Regions from separate parts of the Homo sapiens genome. Here region 1 is linked to region 2. Evidence: read pairs that join two places in POLR2A ChIA-PET (ENCODE). Cell type or tissue: A673. All regions are shown on one strand. Each heading gives the region's core, and the rest is flanking DNA. Links, peaks and the distances in the headings are about the cores only. Region 1 overlaps DYNC1I1 (dynein cytoplasmic 1 intermediate chain 1). Region 2 overlaps SLC25A13 (solute carrier family 25 member 13).

What was found. Peaks named below come from ENCODE experiments on the same cell type or tissue, not always from the same donor. Only the 100,000 strongest peaks of a DNase experiment are listed, where the experiment ranks them.
Region 1: POLR2A ChIA-PET joins it to region 2 with 8 read pairs; 3 of 35 experiments call an interaction of 5 or more read pairs at or near these places.

What each region holds. Positions count from the first base shown.
Region 1 is chr7:96,078,934-96,081,857 of GRCh38, reverse strand. DYNC1I1 (dynein cytoplasmic 1 intermediate chain 1) reads right to left here. Exons shown (of 17, transcript NM_001135556.2): 16 at 1,370-1,495. Among named protein-coding and RNA genes, the nearest start is that of MIR591, 140 kb to the left of the region's middle. In A673, for the core only: no CTCF peak of the experiment used is centred there; a DNase peak (open chromatin) is centred at 1,637; H3K4me3 peaks cover 333 bases; H3K27ac peaks cover 890 bases.
Region 2 is chr7:96,189,825-96,192,748 of GRCh38, reverse strand. It overlaps SLC25A13 (solute carrier family 25 member 13), which reads left to right. Exons shown (of 18, transcript NM_014251.3): 7 at 1,502-1,640. Among named protein-coding and RNA genes, the nearest start is that of MIR591, 28 kb to the left of the region's middle. In A673, for the core only: no CTCF peak of the experiment used is centred there; no DNase peak of the experiment used is centred there.

The DNA.
Region 1 (2,924 bases), core at 132-2,631, 110 kb after region 2:
GTTCCTGGCTGAATTTTAAAAAACACCGTCTAGCTTGTTCCAACATAATCAACTATACCATATAGCAGTATATAATATGTCATCAAAAGTTCCATTGTAGAACAAACCATTTAGGATTGCCAAATTTATAGAATGCTGATTGATGAAACCATAAAGAACCCTTCTCAGTGTGATCAGCTAAACCCATCCACCAGGCACTCACAGAGTACTTTCTAGGTCTAGGATGCTATGCATACAAATGTGGTATATTTTCCCCCTGGAATGCAATGTTAGATTCATATTATGCCAAAATAGCATTACATAACGCTCTTATTTTGTTTTGCTTGAAAGTTCAATATTTTCTTTTTCTTTAAGGAAAAAGTTCCTTACCTCACCAGAAATGAAGGTTTTGGTCAACACTTTCTCATACAGTAAAAATAAACACACAATCTTAAGTACAATTGATAGATAATGTAACATTAAATTAAGATCGTATGCAAATTCAAGGAGATTTGTCTGAAATAAAAGGTGTAGTTGTTTTTTTTTTTCCTTTTTTACATGCCATGACATTCAGGAATACTTTGTGTATCATGTAATAAGACATACTAGAAAGGTATATATCTCATATGATAAATTTGAATACCACCAAGTGGCACAAAATTCTAATTAATCACATTCTCAATTGGCTACACTTTAATGAAAGAAAAATAGTATATATGTTAATTGAACATACCAACCAAAACTCAACTTTTCAATTTTAGCATGATATATTTGGCAAACTTTTCTTTTCTTTTCTTTTTCTTTTTTTTTTGAGATGGAGTCTCTCTGCCACCCAGGTTGGAGTGCAGTGGTGCAATCTCGGCTCACTGCAACCTCTGCCTCCCAGATTCAAGTGGTTCTCCTGCCTCAGCCTCCTGAGTAGCTGGGATTACAGGTGCCTGCCACCATGCCCGACTAATTTTTGTATTTTTAGTAGAGATGGGATTTCACTACGTTGGCCAGCCTGGTCTCGAACTCCTGACCTCGTGATCCACCTGCCACGGCCTCCCAAAATGTTGGGATTACAGGCGTGAGGCACCGCACCCAGCCTCTAAACTTTTCATTCTCATGAAATTAGTGGGAAGTGCCACACTCCATCACAGGATGATGGGACATTCTACAGGACTCTAAAAGGAGCTTAGATTGTTAACTTAAGTGTTCTGTGCATGGAGACAGAAGATCAAATTAGGCCCTAAGGAAGTCTCGCCAAACTAGCATTGAAGTCAATGGAAATTTACAAGCACGTTAGAGAGGGTCCTTGTGGCCTACAAGTTCTTGCTAATAATTTCACTAGGTTTCTAAAGTAGATACACAAGTCAAAACAGTAACAACAACACAAATACACACGTACCTCTCCAACGTCATAGACCCAAATACGGCCTTCCGAGTCCCCAACAGCAACTTCTTTGCCAGCTTGGGCCCAACGAACACGGTTTAGGGCGGATGCCCCCTCAATGGCCACACTTGCTGTTGGAACCTGCCAAAGGGTTCACAACAGAATAAAAGAATCTCTGAATATGAATTTAAATATACAAATTTACAATAATACGTTTAACTGGATGAGTCACCAACTGCCTTCATGTGCATTAAGTAATACACATCCCTTGTGCCGGGGGGAAAAAGGGCTCATTGTTCTTAAATCATATGCTCCACTGAATTAAGGGGTAGAGAGAAGAGACACTTTAACAAAAAAGAAAAGGAGGGAGAGTCTTTTTACATAGTCACCGGGCAGTAAGTGGCATGAATATTTCTTTGGATTATGACAAGTGTACATCCAACAAAAAATACAGGAGCTAAATGGGATCCTTCCCCATAGGGTCATAGTTTATGGACAGATGGAGAGAGACAGATCTCAGGATTTACCAAGATTAAGGATACTAAAAAGGCAGAAAGCAGGTGTATGGTGGAATAAAAAAGTCATATTAATGTGAGTCTTCAAGGAAAAAGTAAACATATGTATTGATCTCTCAAACCTCATCAGGGAGGAGATGATCAGAAGAAAAAAGGAAAACATAAAGATAAAAAAAATTTTTCAAAAAACTCAAATTCTCTCTCTCTCTCTTTCTCTCTCTTTTGTTAAATCTGTCTTCCTCCCTCTGGCAGTACCGAAGTGTAATAAGCGATCCACAACTTTGGCACTGTCTCCAGGGTGACATCGTGATAGAATACAGCCACCCACTCATAGAAAATGCCTTATATCTCCTTTAATAAACACTTCAAATCTAAAAGCATTGATAATTATAACAATAATAATAATTAAAGTGAACTGGAGGTGCTGCAATGGAACCTGTAGTATTTGTTCCAAGAGCCTCAGTATTTGGAAAGACTTTTTAGTGTGTCTACCTCTCTCCCATTATCAGTTGTGTAAAAGCTTGTCTTCAAGGTTAGAAGTTTATAATTGACATAAAGCTCAGATCTCTTGAGCCTTTTACAAGAATGTTGAATAGGAAATGACAACATGCCATTAAGAAAGGAAAAGGTAAATATTAAAACATAAAGAAAAAATACAGTGAAAAGGGGGCCACTAGGATCATCTCATGCCACTGTTTAAGACCTGTGTCTAATAAACATGTCGCATTAGAATGGAAACACAACATGTACTGTGGCTTAGCACCACCGGCATTTTGTTATTCAGGGAATTGAAACCATCTGTTTATACGAAATTATTGACCCAATACCTATCTTTAAAATAGCAATAAAAACTCCATCATATATAAGAATCTATGTTTAAACTTAATCTTGAAATCAATAAAAATTCTTTCACCCGCTTAAATCACTGTATGTCAATTGTGAGCAAAAAAACAAAAAAACAAAAAAAAACCCCAAAAGTCCCCGGCTCATTTATTTTTTAAAAATACACAATTTCTATAATAAAAGTACCTGCTGTGCAAGCTAGAGTCTGAATT
Region 2 (2,924 bases), core at 191-2,690:
AGTATATCAAGGGCTGATTTTTGCTAATCTTCTTAGATGCTCTAAGGCAAAAAAAAAAAAAAAATAGTGCACATGTATATCATTTGTTAGAGTAGTTAGCACAACAGAAACTCCAAACCTTAGATTCCCTTTCACCGTGTATGTGTCGAGGCCACAGAGTTACATGTGACAGCAGAGCCCTGCAGTTGTGTTTCATGGAGCCTCCCTCCTCCAGGTGTCAGCTGCTGTCCTTCCCTCATGGGCCCTGGGGATGTCCTGCAACATTCTGTGGTGGTGGTTCTTAAGACCTGCTCGTGGAGCACCAGAATCACCACTAAAAACTATTAAAACTACAGATTCTGAGATCTCTTCTAGGCCTATCATACACCATCTATAGGCGATGAGGTCTTAGAATCTAATTTTGTAAAGCTTCTGGGTGATTTTGGTAATAACTCAGTTTTAGGACCAATAGCCCGTGGTAACTCTCCTTTTGTTAATCCCAGGGAGAATACTGTTTTCACCATCATCTGGGTTTCCCACAGTGCTTACCATAGGCAGGAACTCAGAGTAGCCTTTCAGTTTCCTTTCTTCCCCCAAGTCCTTAGTTCTAGAGACATGGTATTCCAACGAGGCCTCTTCCATTCTGGCACTGTGTTAATCTAACTCCTTTTCTTGGGCGCCCCCTTCTCTACTCCATACTAAACTTTCATGTCAGCTATTTTAAATGATTACTAAGTGAAGATTTATGTGGTTGTTACCTTGTAAAGAAGTGCTTTCCTAATAAAAATATTTTGCCTTGCTAGGGAAGGATAGAATTTGAAACTCCAAACTGAAGTCTCATTCATAATGGACATTCTGTCTGTTTCCCTTGTCCCCTGTGAAGAAATATGGTTTCTTAAAAATTCTGATTATCAGAATTTTTACTAGTCTTAACCCCCCATGAAAGTATATGGCATCTCATAATTTTACCATAATATGCTTGTTTGCTAGAAATCCCACCAATGTAAAGTCTGTACCTAAATGATTATTTATTACTGGTTATAAGTAACTTGACAAGTCTTGATATTAATGTTACATTGACTACTTTTCATAGTATGTTTGCATTGATACAATACAGTTTTTCATGCATAAGCACACACATGTGTGCATATGTACTTATAGTTTTTGCATGTTTAAGCCTTTAAGATTTGCTCATTAGATGAAATAAACCAACTTATAAAACATTTCCAATTGAAATTTGAACTCTAAATTACTACTAGTCCTGTTATAATCCTACACATGTATTTATTTAGTTTTCTAGGAGTTGTGTATGGAGAGTACAAGTTCTGGTCATGATTAGTTGCAGTTGCTTCTAAAAATCATTTATAGCTTTTTTTTAATGCAAAAGAAAAATACTTATAGTCATTTCTTCTTGTACATGCATTTTTGATTACTTTCAAACTAGTTTTAGATGTATGTACTTCTGAATCATCTATAAATCTTTTGTATATTTTTCTTCTCTCTTGTTTTCAATTTATTTGAGGCTGCTGGAGGTACCACATCCCATCAAGTTAGTTTCTCCTATTTTAATGGATTTAATTCGCTCCTTAACAACATGGAACTCATTAGAAAGATCTATAGCACTCTGGCTGGCACCAGGAAAGATGTTGAAGTGACTAAGGGTGAGTGAGAATATATCTGAATTCTAGCCTGCAAGTATTGTGGTGTATTATTATTAGGGTGAAGAAGGCAACTAGTACTTTATTATTTTTCTATCCCATTGACACATATTAACTATATGATAACGTGTGTTTTTCATCCTTTGATCAGACAAACAAAAGCAAACAAAACAATCTTCACCAAGTTTTAAACAAACTGGGCCCAGCTTGGTGACTCACACCTGAAATCCCAGCAGTTTGGGAGGCCGAGGTGGGTGGATCACCTGAGATCAGGAGTTCGAGACCAGCCTGGCCAAGAGGGTGAAACCCTGTCTCTACTAAAAATACAAACATTAGTCGGGTGTGGTGGTGGGCACCTGTAATCCCAGCTACTTGGGAGGCTGAGGCAGAAGAATCGCTTGAACCTGGGAGGCGAAGGTTGCAGTGAGCCGAGATCACGCCACTGCACTCCAGCCTGGGCAACAAGAGCAAAATGCCATCTCAAAAATAAATAAATAAATAAATAAATAAACTGAAGACACCCTTTGAATAAGGAAAACATGTAAAGTTTCTTAAATATTTTCAAATCTTGCTACAGCTTGAGCTAAATTGGCAACCTCTAAGGAAGCCTTCAGGTGTATATGAGGAATTCCATAAAGTTGCATTGGTGACAGTGTAAGTTGGTCTGTAGGCTTGGGACAGGATATTATCAGCATTGTAATGGGATTAAGAAAAAAAATCAGAGCCGGTGCGGTGGCTCATGCCTGTAATCCCAGCACTTTGGGAGGCCGAGGCGGGCAGATCATGAGGTCAGGAGATTGAGACGATCCTGGCTAACACGGTGAAACCCCGTCTCTACTAAAAATGTATATATAAAAAAATTAGCAGGGCATGGTGGCACACACCTGTAGTTCCAGCTCCTTGGGAGGCTGAGGCAGGGGAATCGCTTGAACCCAAGAGTCGGAGGTTGTAGTGAACCGAGATTGCACCACTGCACTCCAGCCTGGGCAACAGAGCAAGACTCTGTCTCAAAAAAAAAAAAAAAAAAAATCAGAATTCCCTTAGGAATTCCACACCTTCATTAATATAACCACCTAAATTAATATAATTAATAATCCTAATTTAACCAGTTAATTAGATTAATATAACTTCCCCTCCTGGGACCTATGCATATGAAGTTTCATATATGATTCCTTATTTTCTCTGATTGGCAATTTGAATAACATCAGATGACCCCAAGCTTTTAAACTGTATATTCAAGAACATATTCTGCACACGCTTTCCAAATGGATGCAAGAACTGCAAAAA